Regions from separate parts of the Homo sapiens genome. Here region 1 is linked to region 2. Evidence: chromatin loops called from intact Hi-C (ENCODE). Cell type or tissue: endothelial cell of umbilical vein. All regions are shown on one strand.

Evidence for each region. Hi-C counts contacts between places; a loop is a spot of excess contacts. Peaks named below come from ENCODE experiments on the same cell type or tissue, not always from the same donor. Only the 100,000 strongest peaks of a DNase experiment are listed, where the experiment ranks them.
Region 1: a loop joins it to region 2, with 9 times the contacts of the local background. A loop is called at or near these places in 2 of 110 quality-filtered maps.

What each region holds. Positions count from the first base shown.
Region 1 is chr3:179,609,071-179,617,070 of GRCh38, forward strand. It overlaps NDUFB5 (NADH:ubiquinone oxidoreductase subunit B5), which reads left to right. Exons shown (of 6, transcript NM_002492.4): 2 at 5,901-5,989; 3 at 6,913-6,979; 4 at 7,913-7,974. LOC124906348 (small nucleolar RNA U13) reads right to left here and starts at 5,808; the gene lies at 5,705-5,808. In endothelial cell of umbilical vein, no CTCF peak of the experiment used is centred here; DNase peaks (open chromatin) are centred at 4,981 and 6,571; H3K27ac peaks cover 3,193 bases.
Region 2 is chr3:179,668,257-179,676,256 of GRCh38, forward strand. The region is part of intron 1 of USP13 (ubiquitin specific peptidase 13); the gene reads left to right. Among named protein-coding and RNA genes, the nearest start is that of USP13, 19 kb to the left of the region's middle. In endothelial cell of umbilical vein, no CTCF peak of the experiment used is centred here; a DNase peak (open chromatin) is centred at 3,705; H3K27ac peaks cover 2,252 bases.

The DNA of each region.
Region 1 (8,000 bases), 59 kb before region 2:
AAGGACCTGCTGTATGTGGTTTCACTTAAAGTCACAGTTTCCAAGAACTCATCAGTGACATTGAGTATGACTTGTGTTGTGAATAATGTTTCTGTGAACATGGATATACAAATACCTCTTCTGAGACCCTGCTTTCAATTCTTATGGGTATATCTGCAGAAGTGTAATTGCTGGGTCATGTGTGTCATGGGTGTTACTGGCTGGGACTGGCATTGTGGGTGGTGAAAGAATTTACCAAGACAGTCATAGATACAGAGGACAGATTTATTAGAGAAAATACGAAGATAGAGTTGCAAGAGAACAATGGGCAGCACAGCAGAGAAGGGGCTATCTGCAGAGTCAGGGACTGGAGGGAAGTTTTATAGGGTCATACTGAAGGGGCTATGAGCAGAGAAGATGTGCAGATAAGGTCACTCTACTGGGGCTATGTGTTGAACGAGGTATTTGGGAACAGGATGTTGTGCCTGTGGGTTGCCTGTGATTAGCCGTGTCTCAGCAGAATTGCTTTCCTCCACCTGGGGCCCCTTCCTTGTTGCTTATGTATCTTACTAGGATTCCACAATATGGTAATTCTGTTTTTAATTTTTTGAGGAACCCTCATGCTATTTTCCATAGCAACAATACCATTTTACATTCCTTTGTTTACCAACAGTGTACAAAGATTCCACTTCCTCCATATTGTCACTGACACTTGTTATTTTCTGGTTTTTTGATTGTAGCTATTCTGATGGGTATGTGATGATATCATTGTAGTTTTGATTTGCATTTCTCTAATTAGTTTTGTTGAGCATCTTTTTGTGTGCTTCTTGACCATTTGTGTATATATCTTCTTTAGAGAAATGTCTGTTCAAATCCTTTGCTTATTATTTATTATATTATTATTTTTTAACTTGAGTATGAGGTCTCCCTAATGTTGCCCATGCTGAACTTGAACGCCTGGACTCAAGCAATCCTGCTTCAGCCTCTCAAGTAGCTGGGACTACAGGTACATGCCACTCTGCCAGGCTATTTGCCTATTTTATTTATTTGTTTATTTATTTTTGACAGGATCTTGCTCTGTCACCCAGGCTGAAGTGCAGTGGCGCAATCATAGCTCACTGTAGCCTCAACCTCCTAGACTCAGGTGATCCTCTCGCCTCAGCCTCCTGAGTAGCTGGGATGACGGGTGCACACCACCACACCCGGCTAATTTTTTAAGTTTTTTGTAGAGATGAGATCTTGCTATGTTGACCAGGCTAGTTTCAAACTCCTGGGCTCAAGAAATTCCCCACCTCAGCCTCCCAAAGTGCTGGGATTACAGGAATGAGCCACCATGCCCAGCCTATTTTTAAATTGGATTGTTTGGTTTGTTGTTGTTGTTGTTGAGTTTTCTGTGTGTTCTGAAATCAATCCCTTATCAGATATATGATTTACATATATTTTCTCCCATTCTGTGGGTTGCCTTTTTACTCTGCTGATAGCGTCCTTTCAGACACAAAATTTTAAAATTTTCATGAAGTCCAGTTTGTCTAGTTTTTCTTTTTTTGCCTGTGCCTTTGAAGTCCTGGCATTAGCCTTCTACAAATTCCTATAGCCTCATCCTTCCTAAAGATCTAGTGCTGTCATGTTCTTCATCACCCTCTGTAAACCTTTCTCAGAAAATTAGCAGATAAAGCTATTCTGTTTAATTAAATTATTTATTAAACATCAAAGATGGTGTAATTCCAGAAATGAGCTAAGTTCTCCCCTCAGCTGCAGGTAAATTTAATTTATAATTGAAGACTGATATGCATAAATTATGGTTTTTAAAAATGTGAAGAGTATTAATATGGATGTATAAACAGAGTGCTGTGGAGTTAATCCAGACATGGAATAGATGGGGCATTTTAACTGAAGTATAGGGATAGTTTTAATAGGTGGAACTGGCAGAAAAGTAAAGGTTGAGTTTTTTTTATTGGATATGTGACTCTTGGGGTAGGTAGGCGTTGGGAGAAAAGGCAAATAAAGGAAAGTTGGGACCAAATTGGGGGAGGGGAGGGACTGACTACAAAGCCAACGTATCTTCATTTGATTTTGTAGGCAACAGAGTGTTGTAGCAGAAGAGCAATATCAGGAGTGTGTTATAGGAAGATGCTTCTGAATATTGGATGGCTTATAGGGGATGTTGATTACCTAGGTCAGTAAAGTAAAGAAGGCATGGAATGAAATGGAGAATTTAACTCTTAGAATCAAGAGGCCTTGGCAAATGATGAATGAAGGATAGATGCAAGGAAGATGATTGAGATTTTTATCCAAGGTAATTGAGATGGTGGTGCCCTTTACTGGGAATGAGGGAAAGAAAATGACCAATTTTCAGTTGTTGTCTTTTTTTTTTTTTTCTTGAGACGGAGTCTCGCTCTGTCACCCAGGCTGGAGTGTAGTGGCGCGATCTTGGTTCACCACAGTCTCCGCCTCCTGGATTCAAGCGATTCTCTTGCCTCAGCCTCCCGAGTAGCTGGGATCACAGGCCTGGCTAATTTTTTGTATTTTTAGTAGAGACAGGGTTTCACCATGTTGGCCAGGCTGGTCTCGAACTCCTGACCTCAGGTGATCCGCCCGCCTCAGCCTCCCAAAGTGCTGGGATTACAGGTGTGAGCCACTGTGCCCGGCCCAGTTGTTGTCTTTGACACACAAAAAGTTCCCACATTCCCACATTATCTTATTCAATTCTTATAAAAATCGCAATCATCAAAGGCTTAATAACTTTTCTGAGGCTACGTGCATTTTTAAAAATTAGTCATTGAAGCCTTGGGCCTATGAAATTAATAAATACTTAATGGAGAAATTTCAGGCTTTAGAGAGCAGTGAAAGATGCTTATTTTTGGTGTCAGGAGGTTCAGGGTTCCAGAAATCCTGGTAGTCACCTCATTGTAAGCAATATTCACCCTAATAATTTAATTTTTTTTTGAGGGGGAAGGGTCTAGCTATGTTGCTCAGGCTGACCTCAAACTCCTGGGCTCAAGTGATCCTCCCGCCTCAGCCTCCCGAGTAGCTGGGAGTACAAGCATGCACCACCATTCCTGGTTACACACTAATATTTTTAGATTTAAGCAGATGGCCCTACTACATCAACAATCCTGAAGGCTCAAAACATTTAAAAAGAGTTAAAGGCAAGTTGGTTGTGGTGGTGCGTGATGTAATCCCAGTTACTCCGCAAGCTGAAGGTGGGAGGATCTCTCGATCCCAGGAGTTTGAGACCAGCTTGAGTAACATAGCAAAAAACCTTGTCTCTGGAAAAAAAAAAAAAAAGTTACATGCTATGAAATATACTTTGAAACAATATTAATAAGTTATCTAGGACCTTTAATGACATGACTAATTGTTTAATAATTGGGTAATATGTGTAAAGAAAGAGCAAGCAGTTCACATTACTAAGTGCATTAAACCTTTTTTTTTTTTTTTTTTTTGAGACAGAGTCTCACTCTCGCCCAGGTTGGAGTGCAGTGGCGCGATCTAGGCTCACTGCAAGCTCCGCCTCCTGGGTTTACTTACGCCATTCTCCTGCGGCCTCCCGAGTAGCTGGGACTACAGGCGCCTGCCACCACACCCGGCTATTTTTTTGTATTTTTAGTAGAGACGGGGTTTCACCGTGTTAGCCAGGTTGGTCTCAATCTCCTGATCTCGTGAGCCGCCCGCCTCGGCCTCCCAAAGTGCTGGGATTACAGGCGTGAGCCGCCGCGCTCAGCCAAAAACCGCAATTACTTTCAGTTGCAAAAACTGCAGTTACTTTTGCACCAAACTAATACTAAGCTGAAAATAGATTGTCCCTCTAAAAGAGTATGCTCTTGAATGGACACATTTCTGCAGGTGTAGTCAGGGGATAAGCGACAGGGAAGATCATCCTGTTTTGACCCTGTGCTTCTAGTGTATCAGATTAAGACTGAATTGGCCTTTGGCTTTTTTGTGAGCAACTAAATTTCTGGGAGTTCCAGGCGGAACTTCCACTTACCTTATTATGTTGAATCCTTTTAGATTTAGCCTTTTGTAATGTGTGTAAAGACTCTTTTGGGACCCCATGGCCACTCTTGTAGCAGTAGCTTTGTGTTTCTAAGACTCGACAAGTCAGGAATGCTGTATCCACCTCATCTAAGCCATTCATAAAAACCTTGATGCTGCAGGGCTTTTGAGAGATCTCTTTGCCAGGTTACTGCAGTAATTAATCAGTACCTTTTGCTTACAGTCAATCAAGTACCCATTACAAATTTCTCTAACTTCCTCTTTCTCTCAGCTTATAATGTCCCCTCTTCCCAACCCCCCCATCTTGTCTAAATAGGAACTTTTCTTCTGGGCCACTGTATCCTATTTCTTTCCCTTGTTACCCTTACAGATTTGTAATTACTTGTGTAGTGTGTATTTCTCCCAGCAAGATCTATATCCCTCTTAGACCGTATATAGTTCTAGCATAGGATCTGCACATAGTATGCAATTAAATATGTATTGAATTAATGAGTACTTTGTACTGTCATCCAACCCGTTTTCTTCATCTAGTCCACAAAAAAAATTATGTATGTTTCAGATGATTTGCTGAAGTCCATACTTACTTTGTCAAATTCTCTTAATCTTGTTATTTAAAAAGCCTTAGTAGTATGAATTATATGTAGTAAATTCATGCCAGTTTCTAATTCTCTTGTGAATCAACCTCCCAAACTCACTGCAAGCTGCTGCAGATGTTACCAAAATTAAGAAGATAGTTCCTGCTTTCAAGATATTTATACTTAAAAGTGGCAGCAGTAAACACAAATATACATGTCACAATAACGTACAGTAATTCAACAGTAGGAAAGATCTCGTGTGGTTGGGAAAAATGTTGGCATCTTGGAAGATAAGATGTTATCTGGGCCTAACATAGATTTCAGGAGAGGGGACAGCATTCCAGACATTAAACATGAACAAAAGATTCAGATCTTTCTGACATCTATTATGACTGAAATTCCTTTAATGGGAAATTAAAGTTTTTTATTCTACAGTGACTCACATGCAAAATATCCTTGAGAGTAGTTACACAGTGAAAAGATAGGAACCTTCAGTTTCTAAGTAACAGCTAGATCCTTTCCTGTTCCCAGTGGAAAGGGCTTGGAATGCCTCTAGTGATCCTTGCAGACCTTCAAGAGGAAGAATATAAAAAGAGGATCCAGAAGTGAAATTTTGCCTCAGTTTACTTCCAGCAAGGCTTGATTAAATTCTGTCAGGGGGAGACTTGAAGAGGATATTCTTAATCAGCAATGGTTTACCACGTGATTTTATCAAGATATTTTAGAGTGTGTAGTTTGATAACAAGTTCTAATTCCTGCTGGTGATTTGTTGAGTAAATACGGCTGGTCCTTTCCATCTATTTTGCAGCATAATAATACATATAATACAGATAATGTGTCATGTGAAATGGCATAATGGAATAATTTAAATTAAATGTATTTCTTTTGCAGCATTAGCAAATATTTGTTGCAGAGGAGACACAGATGAGCAGCTCATTAAGTACCTAACCTCCCTGCCTGCTATTGAAACAAATTAAAATGATTATTTAGATACTTTAACTTTGAATTAAAATGAGGAAAGTTATGCTTTAGAACAGTAGATCCATCTTTGTTTAAAGATACCCTATCTGACCTGGCCTTATTACTCAAATAAGACATTTTAAAATCTTAACTCATATTAAACATCTAAGAATGTATATTTTCTTTTTGTTTCATGTCAGATGGGTAATGTGCCTACCTCATAACAAGGTTTGAGGGAGGCACATCTCACACCTGAGTGTGAAAACCCAGTCATCCTGCTTATGAGCTACAAAAGGATCCTTGTATTTTTTTATAATCTGATTTTAACTCAGAATATAACAGTATACCCATATGAACCTTGTATAAAACAGGGTAATTCAATATTCCCAGCTCCTGTTCGACACAGTGGAGACCATGGGAAAAGACTATTTGTCATCAGACCTTCTAGATTCTATGACAGGCGTTTTTTGAAGTTATTGGTAAGTTTAAATTTTTTGTTGAATTAAAGTCTTTGCATGTAACAGGGAAAAAATTTTTGCCTCTTTAGAAAACATCTTTCATTTTATGAAATATTTTATTTTGTAAATTTATATTTCTTTCTGTAGAAGATACTGAGACTGTAAAGTCTGATTTGTTATTGAATTTCTCTTTAAATTAGTGAAGCTTTCCTTCTTCACAAAAGGATTTACACTAAATGGAGGTAAAACTTGAACCATTCCTTTCTTCTGAAGATTATGGCGTTTCGAAATAGAATCTGTGTTCCTATAACTAAAATATTCTTTAAATTACCAAAGAACTTGTTGAAAGACTTGCTTAAATAAAGGAGCTACATTATTTTGGGATATGATTTTATATTTATATGTTGTTCAGGAACATTTATTTCAGAGAGTAACAGGGATCTATAGTGCAATCTTAATTTAGCAATAATATAATTACATTGCTTATTTAGAATGCTGACTATATTTCTGTCTCAAGGCTCTATACGAACAAAGTAGAGGCTTAGAAAATGGGAGATTGTCTGGACCATCTGCCACGGTAGATAAAGCTCTGAATCATCATTTGAGTACTGACCTTAAAACTTTCTCTTGCCCTTCCGTTGTGTTTAATGACCTTTTTCATCTCCTTGGTTGAGCCCTTACTTTTCTTGTTATGACCAGCTCAAATCCTATTTAGTGGTAGAAATCACCCTGATGCTTTTAGACTTTTGTTCTTAACATATTATTTTCTTTCATGGCATTGCTTTACCAAAAAGTAAAATCACAGAAATCAATAATTTGGTACTGTATGCCCAATTTGGCAAGTTTATTTTATAAGAAATATGAGGAAATCATATCATGAGGATGATTTGTGTGTGGGGAGAGTTACGAAATGGTCATGAGAAACACTTTTTTTTTTATCTTAGAGATTCTACATTGCATTGACTGGGATTCCAGTAGCAATTTTCATAACTCTGGTGAATGTATTCATTGGTAAGTCACTTCCATCCCCTGCCAGCACCACCAGATTGGAAAAATTTTTAAACATATGTACATTAATATAAAAAAGAAATTATGGATATTGTAATGAAAAGCTCTTTAAATAATTAAGCATAAGCATGGCAGTTTATCTTAAAATAACCAAATCTCAATCTGAACTAAGAATTTTTTAATCCATCCTAGAACATATAAAACTATAATCCTCGGCCAGGCACAGTGGCTCACGCCTGTAATCCCAGCACTTTGGGAGGCCGAGGCGGGCAGATCATGAGGTCAGGGGTTCGAGACCAGCCTGGCTGACATAGTGAAACCCCGTCTCTACTAAAAATACAAAAAACTAGCTGGGCGTGGTGGCAGGCGCCTGTAATCCCAGCTACTCGGGAGGCTGAGGCAGGAGAATGGCTTGAACCCAGGAGGTGGAGGTTGCAGTGAGCTGAGATGGCGCCATCGCACTCCAGCCCGGGCAACAGAGTGAGACTCTGTCCCCCCCCCAAAAAAAAACTATAATCCTCTTACAAAGACTGAAAGTGTCAATGACAGTAAACATTAGATTTTCGTGGGAAATTTTGTTCAAAGTACTTCTAACACCTTGAATCCTAAAATGTTTTGTATCATAGGTATAGGGAAGACCAGAAGGAATAATATGTCTTTTATTATATCTTGTTACAGTATAGAAAAACAAAATGAGAAACTCATGGAATACCTATAAATAATGCCTTACACAGAGAGATGTCTAAAAATGTCTAACAAATGAATTGATTTTCAACCAGATTAAAGTGAATTAAAAATACTACATATCTTCATTGGTACAAATTTTTTAAAGAATCCTTTAAAACCACAAGAAGTTGGTTTCTTACTTTAATGGTGAATAATTAATTTTATAAACTCCTCATGCTAAAGTTAAACATAACCATTTTTTCTTATTAGGTCAAGCTGAACTAGCAGAAATTCCAGAAGGCTATGTCCCAGAACACTGGGAATATTATAAGGTTTGTATAGGACATTGACAATTACA
Region 2 (8,000 bases):
TTTGAGTAGCTGGGACTACAGGTGTGCACCACCATGCCTGCTGCTGGATTAATATTTCTGGTTTTTTCTTAACATTTCATGGCCACAGATGTTTTATCAGTGTTTAGCAGTAAGGCCTATACTCTCCTGGGATTACATGCGTTTGTTCTTTCCTACTTAGTTTATGTGAACACATTTACTTCAATGGATCTGCTGTTGAAACCAAGATTTTGGATTTTGCAACTATTGTATGCTGGTAATTCTGTTTTACTGGTGACCTGTTTGGTTATTCCCTGCTATCCAGTCTATTTTCTTTCTTTCTCTGTTTATTTGTTTTTTGAGACAAGGTCTCACTCTGTTGTCCAGGCTAGAGTGCAGTGGTGTGATCTTGGCTCACTGCAACCTTGACCTCCTGGGCTTAAGTAGGTCTCCTGCCTTGGCCTCCCAAAGTGCTGAGATTACAGGCATGAGCCACTGCGCCCAGTCCTATCTTCTGATAGTGCTTTTTCTCCATTATATTTCCCCCTTCTGTGTGCTTGCTGCCCTTGATCTGGAATCTTGTTTTACTTTCTTATTGTTCACCTGCTTCTTATCTATGGGTGATTAATTTGCTCATTTGCTTCTTATTTATGGGTGCTTAATTTTTGCATTTTAAAACTCTTGTCTGGTTTGCTCTAGAAGCGAGAATATACTGGAGATCTGTGCTCTGGTTATTGGAACACTCATGTCTTTCATTCGGACATGGAAGTACCTGAGAGGTTGAATTAATAGGTAGGTGGTGGCTTGATGAAAGCAAAAGTTGGGCAGAGACAGGAGGGTGCTCTTATGGACTCAGTAATGAATCAGAACCATTAGGAGTTGTCCTCACTTCCACCCTTTTCCACATGCCTCTACATCTAATCCACCTCCTGGGCTAGTGCGCTCTATCCTAAAATTATATCCTGGCTGGGCGCGGTGGCTCACGCCTCTAATCCCAGCACTTTGGGAGGCCAAGGCAAGCAGATCACCTGAGGTCAGGAGTTTGAGACCAGCCTAGCCAACATGGTGAAACTCCATCTCTACTAAAAATACAAAAATTAGCCAGCATGGCGGCACACGCCTGTGGTCCCAGCTACTTGGGATGCTGAGGCACGAGAATCTCTTGAACTCAGGAGGCAGAGGTGCAGTGAGCTGAGATTGCGCCACTGGACTCCAGCCTGGGCAAAAGAGCAAGACTCCGTCTCAAAAAAAAAAAATTAAATAAATAAATAAAAAAAATAATATCCTGACACTGCCCGTTTCCCTGTCTCTGCTGTCAGCCCCCTTCCCTCCTCCTCCTGCCATCTTCCCCAGGCTAAGCCACCATCTGGCCTTGTTTAGACAGAGGCTGTCTAAAAGAACTTTCTGAGATGATGGAATTGTTTTGTGTCTCAGCTGTCCAGTAAGGTAGCCACTAGCCATCTTTGGCTGTTGAGCACTTGAAATGTGGCCAGTGCGGTAGAGGAACTGAATTTTTAATTTAACTTAATTTAAATTTAAATATGCACATGTGGCTGGTGGCTACCATATTAGACAGTGTGGGTCTAGACTATAGCCTCTCAAATGTATATTTTCTTGACCCCCCCCTCCATAATTCTTCCACAGTAGCCAGAGTGATCTTTGAAAAATGTAGATGAGATCATGGCACTTCTCACTTTAGAAGCCTCCAGTGGCTTTGCTTCTGCCCAGTGTGCACCCAGCTCTCCCCTGGCGTGCCAGGCTTCCTTGAGCTGACCTTTGCAGCCCTCTCCTCCTGTACTGTCGCCACCTTTTTCTCATGCTTCTCCAGGACCCTGCTGGCTTCCTACCCTCAAAGCAGTAGCCAAGCCTTTTCTGGAGTGGGGACCTTTGCACATGCTTTTGCATCTGGAGAGGGTACTCTTCCTTCTTTGCTTGCCTGACTGCTCATCATCTTTGAAGTCTCAGCCTCCTAGAGACAACCCTGTCCCCCATCTGTATAAAGACCCCAATCCTCAGGCTCCTCTTATCACTGCTGGAAATTATCTTCGATGTCTCTTTCTTGCGTGTTGCCTGTCTCTCTTTACTAGGACTTAAATGTCATTAGGGCACCACCCTTGCTGGGTCTCTGATGTCTTGCATTGAGGGACTGAACACATTCCTTCTGCCGCTCACCCCCATGGCCTTCTTTTGCCTCTAGAGAAGACATCACGGCCTCACTCTCACGGCTTCTTTTCCATTCTCCACATTGAGCATCCCCTTTTGTAAACATGAGTGGGAGCCAACTAGAGTACAGTGTTCCCGATTAGTTTCATTTTTCCCAGTTGTAATCACAGTCTCATTTGCCTCCCTGAGGTTACACGCCGTATCACCTCTATTTTACTTGTTCCTGAATTTCCTCAGCTACAAATCTCAAGATATTCTCTTATTAATATCAAATTATTGGCCGGGCGCAGTGGCTCATGCCTGTAATCCAGCAATTTTTTTATTTTTTTATTTTTTTTGAGACAGATTCTCGCTCTGTCACCTAGGCTGGAGTGCAGTGGCATGATCTCCGCTCACTGCAACCTCTGCCTCCTGGGTTCTAGCGATTCTTCTGCCTCAGCCTCCCGAGTAGCTGGGATTACAGGTGTGTGCCACCATGCCTGGCTAATTTTTGTATTTTTGGTAGAGACGGGGTTTTACCATGTTGGCCAAGCTGGCTCGAACTCCTGACCTCAGGTGATCCGTCTGTCTCGGCCTCACAAAGTGCTGGGATTACAGGTGTGAACCACCATGTCCGGCCAATCCCAGCACTTTCGGAGGCCAAGATGGGTGGATCACTTGAGATCTGGAGTTCGAGACCAGTCTGGACAACATGTCGAAACCCCGTCTCTACTAAAAATACAAAAATTAACCAGGTGTGGTGGTGGGCACCAGTAATCCCAGCTACTTGGGAGGCTGAGGCAGGAGAAACCCTTGAACCCGGGAGGCAGAGATGGCTCCACTGCATTTCTGGGCAACAGAGTGAGACTCTCTCAAAGATAAAAAATTAAAATCTCAAGTTATTGCCACCATGCTTTACTTTGAGTAGTGGGAATATACAGCCCCCATAAAGCTGTGTGGTTGGGAAGCCAGGTTTGAGAAAAGGGAGCATATCTAAATACATTCAGTTAAAAAACTTTTATTTATATTTTAATTAAAAAATGAATCTATGTTCCTGAAGAGAAATTTAAAAATACCAGAAGAAAACAGGAAGAAAAAAAATTCCCACATTGTCTCCCCATGCTGAGATAACAACATACGCCAGGAAGAGTGTGCATGTCATGTATATTATAACATCATACACAGTGTTTTGTTACCTGCTTTCTTAGCCCAAAAATACTATGTACTTATTTTTCTATCAGTAAATACTCATCCACAAGTCAATTTTAAATAGCTGAAGAGTGTTACATTTCATGGAGGTACCATAAATTATTTGGCAAATCTGTTCTTGGCCATTTGGGTTACTTCTTTTTATAATTACAAGCAGCTCATTTGGTTAATTTTTTTTTCCTGTCCGCTCTTTTTTGAGTCGATGTTCTAGAAAATACGGTGTTCTGGTCTTCTTGGCCTTCCTTTTCCAAGGGTGTGTGAGTCACCGTCTTCCCGCGGTGTTAGTATGTGATTTGTCCTGGCGTGGATTTGTTGTGACTCCATCTACCTACATCATGTTTCTCTTTGCAGCAATGACCGCTTGTTTTCCACAGGAGACACTGTTCTGTAGTTATAAAAACAAGTGTTACGCAGCGACTGTTTCCTGAGCGCGTTGCTCACATAAGCTCATGCTCCCTTCCTGTCTTCCAGTGGGAAGGCTGGTTGCCAAGAAAACATCATCATAAACAAAGTTCTCTGAACACCTACCGATTGACAAAGTAGTGTATTTTTATTTAAAATGACTATTCACTTGCTACTCTGAAACATGTTGCAATCTTGACCTTTATATTTGCCACCGTTTTAACATTCTTTTAAACGGCAGGCAATATAAAATCAGTGACTTTGTCTTTGATGTTATTTCTGAATAGTACATAGAGGGATACAATACAAAGTAGCAAATGAATGGCTAAGTATATACTGTATGTATATTGAAATGCATTGAAGACAGGATTTTAACAATACATGGGGCTTCTAATGCTGCTCCTTTCTTTTTCTTTTTTTTTCTTTTTTTTTTTTTGAGACAGTGTGTCGCTCTGTTGCCAGTCTGGAGTGCAATGGCGCGATCTTGGCTCACTGCAATCTCTGCCTGCCGGGTTCAAGCAATTCCCCTGCCTCAGCCTACTGAATAGCTGGGACTACAGGTGTGTACCACCATGCGCGGCTAATTTTTTTGTTAGCTGGGACTACAGGTGTGTACCACTATTCCCGGCTAATTTCTTGGTATTTTAGTAGAGATGGGGTTTCACCATGTTGGCCAGGATGGGCTTGATCTCCTGACCTGCCTCCCAAAGTGATGGGATTACAGGCGTGAGCCTCTGAACCCGGCCAGTGCTGCTCCTTTCTTACCGTTTGATTATGGGGCTGGAGAAGTTGTCAAGGGAAATCATTATAGAGCCCTGTGCAGTATTTCTTGACTTTCTTCTGATTTTGGATGTCAAAGTCTTGCATCTTGGTCAAATTTCTGGTTAGTGCATCATAAAAATGATCATTAGAATCCTATTTAGCTTAGGATTGTGCACAGAACTGCACATTGGTCATTCTGGGCTGGGTGTCCTCTGAGCACCGGAGGCAGGTAGGATCCAAGGTGGGACGGTGGTGCAGAGAAGGCAGCCACTTTCCTGAAGAACCATGTGAGACTGGCTTGGTTACAGCAGGTGGGAGAGCTGGGGCAGTAGGGTTCAAGTGTCCAGGCTGCTAAGAGTGACTTCAGCCAAACAAACCTGAAAAGCTAGAATTTCTGCTGGTGCCTCAGGCTGTTTTTCTATGCGTGGCCATGAGTTTTATTTTGAGAATTCCCATTGTTTAGTCGTGCCAGAGACTTTAAGTGGAAGCTGTATTATGATGCATTTTAAATTCAGATCAGAAGGGCACTGAGGAATAGTTTGAGAGAGAGAGACCCAATAACAAATAGTGGAGACAAAAACTATCATTCATCCTACAAAAGTTTGTTCAATCCTGCCCTGTAGCAGGTACTGTTTTTGGGATTCAGTGGTGAATATGACACAGTTTTCCTGCCCCCCCTGCCCTGTACCAGGTACTATTTTTAGGATTCAGCAATAAATGATACAATTTTCCTGCCTTCAAGGAGCAAATGTGTATTTCAGCTTCTAAAGGTACTGGCGGCAAACTCAAGGAAGCCTGGGTTTCTCATAGCGATAGATTTCAATGAGCATGACACTGATTGTGAAATGAAAGCAGATTTAGGGTCAAGGACTGTCAGAAGAGGGGCTGAGCAGGGAGATGTGGGAGTAGTTCCTGGGCAGAGACTGGCAGAGTGTGGCGTTTGGGAAGCGCCTGCAGTGAGGAGGCATTGATGGGGCTGCTGTGAAGGCTGCAGGCCTGACCTTGTGTCCTGAAAGTCTTTTAGATAATGCTTTCCTGGCGGGTGAGACACTCTTAGACTTGGGCCGAGTTCACCTAGCCCTAGACAAGTGCTACCTAAAGTGTGTCAGCTGACTGGGCTGAGAGATGAGTACAACACTAAGAGTAGTGTTTCGAGATTTCTTTCTTTCGTTTTTTTCTTGAGACGGAGTTTCGCTCTTGTTGCCCAGGCTGGAGTGCAATGGCGCGATCTTGGCTCACCGCAACCTCCGCCTTTCGGGTTCAAACGATTCTCCTGCCTCAGCCTTCCTGAGTAGCTGGGATTACAGGCATGTGCCACTACGCCCGGCTAATTTTGTATTTTTAGTAGAGGCGGGGTTTCTCCATGTTGGCCAGGCTGGTCTCGAACTCCTGACCTCAGGTGATTCACCCGCCTCAGCCTCCCAAAGTGTTGGGATTACAGGTGTGAGCCACTGCGCCCGGCCTGTTTTGAGATTTGTATAGCAACTTGACATTGCAGCCACAGCCAAGTGTGTGACCAGTGGATCTGTTTGCCCAGGACATAGACCAGTTTGGGTTTTGTGGAACTTAAGGTGTGTGGTGAGTAAGACCATATCTGGCTGGAGCTTTGAACTAGTCATGTGCAGTGGGAACATGTGTCTTTCCTTAACAAATGAAAACAACACAAAACAAAAAACAAAAACAACCTCATCCATCGTGACAATAGTTGGAGAAGCACCACTGTAGACCAAGCAAGACTCATTACACACAATTCATAACTTTGTCTTTTTAAATAATGTTGCAGTATTTTCTTGTGCTTATATGTCACAGTTTCTTAACTCCTCTATTTGGGGCCATTGCTACATTATTTTATTATAGATACTGCATGTGTGAATATTTTTGCACAAATTAGTTTTTTTTTTTAATTCTTCTCTCGGGCCTGTACCCAGAGGGGAAATACTGTGCCAAAGGGTCACTGTTTTTTTGCTCTCTAGAAAGGCTGAGCCGATTTATATTGTAGGAGAGGATATACGGGTTTTCTCTGTGGCTTCAGGCTGTGCAATTTTAACAGTTTTTGCTGGTTTATGAGGCATGTACCTGTGCCTTGAGATTGTTTTAATATGCCTACTTAAGGGGGTTGTGAGGATGTGATGGTTTGATTTTAATATTTTCTCACATTGGAAACTAAATGGTTTTTTAAAAAATTCTTTCCTAGCACTTTGGGAAGCCGAGGCAGGTGGATCGATCACAAGGTCAGGAGATTGAGACCATCCTGGCTAACACGGTGAAACCCTGTCTCTACTAAAAATACAAAAAATTAGCCAGGCATGGTGGCGGGCGCCTGTAGTCCCAGCTACTCGGGAGGCTGAGGCAGGAGAATGGTGTGAACCCGGGAGGTGGAGTTTGCAGTGAGCAGAGATCACGCCACTGTACTCCAGCCTGGGCGACAGAGTGACACTCCATCTCAAAAAAAAAAAAAAATTTCTTAAGTTGAACTTGAATGTTGACATTCCCTTTTAAAAGTGGGCTGAATATATGAGTCTGCTCTTTTTAGTTTTGTAATTGCTTATTTCTTGGATCTATTTGGACTTTATTACCATGTTTCGTATAAGTTGTAGATCTAGGTTAATTTTCTTCTATACTGATGTTAATTTTCCTAGTAACTTTTATTGGTGATTCTTTTCTGCATTTTTGTATCTCCTGTGATTTGACATATATTAAATAGTTATCTTAGAATGAATATATTTGTGGGGCCTCCATTCTTATGCTACCATTAATATTTTAAAAAAATTTACCCAATGCTATATGAGTTTTATCTGTAACCTATTTTATTATTATTATTATTATTATTATTATTGAGATGGAGTCTCGCTCTGTTGCCCAAGCTGGAGTGCAGTGGCATGATCTCAGCTCACTGCAACCCCTGCCTCCCGGGTTCAAGGAATTCTCCTGCCTCAGCCTCCTGAGTAGCTGGGACTAGAAGCGTGTTCCGCCACGCCTGGCTAATTTTTGTGTTTTTAGTAGCAATGAGGTTTCACCATGTTGTCCAGGCTGGTCTGGAACTCCTGGCCTCAAGTGATCTGCCCATCTTGGCCTCCCAAAGTGCTGGGATTACAGGCTTGAGCCACTGTGCCCAGCCTGTAATCTATTTTAATTTAATAGAGCTGTCTACCACCATTACTTTAAAAAAAGTTTTATTTTGTATCCTGCCTGATATGGTTTGGCTGTGTCCCCACCCAAATCTTATCTTTGAATTGTAGTTCCCATAATCCCCACATGTCGTAGGAGGGACCTGGTGGGAGATAATTGAATCATGGGGTTGGTAACCCCCATCCTGTTCTCGTGATAGTGAGTGAATTTTCATGAGATCTGATGGTTTTATAAGGAGCTTTTCCCCCTTTGCTCAGCACTTCTCCTTCCAGCCGCCCTGTGAAGAAGGTGCCTTTCTTTCCCTTCACCTTCCGCCATGATTTTGTTTCCTGAGGCCTTCCCAGCCATGCGGAACTGTGAGTCAGTTAAACCTCTTTCCTTTATAAATTACCCAGTCT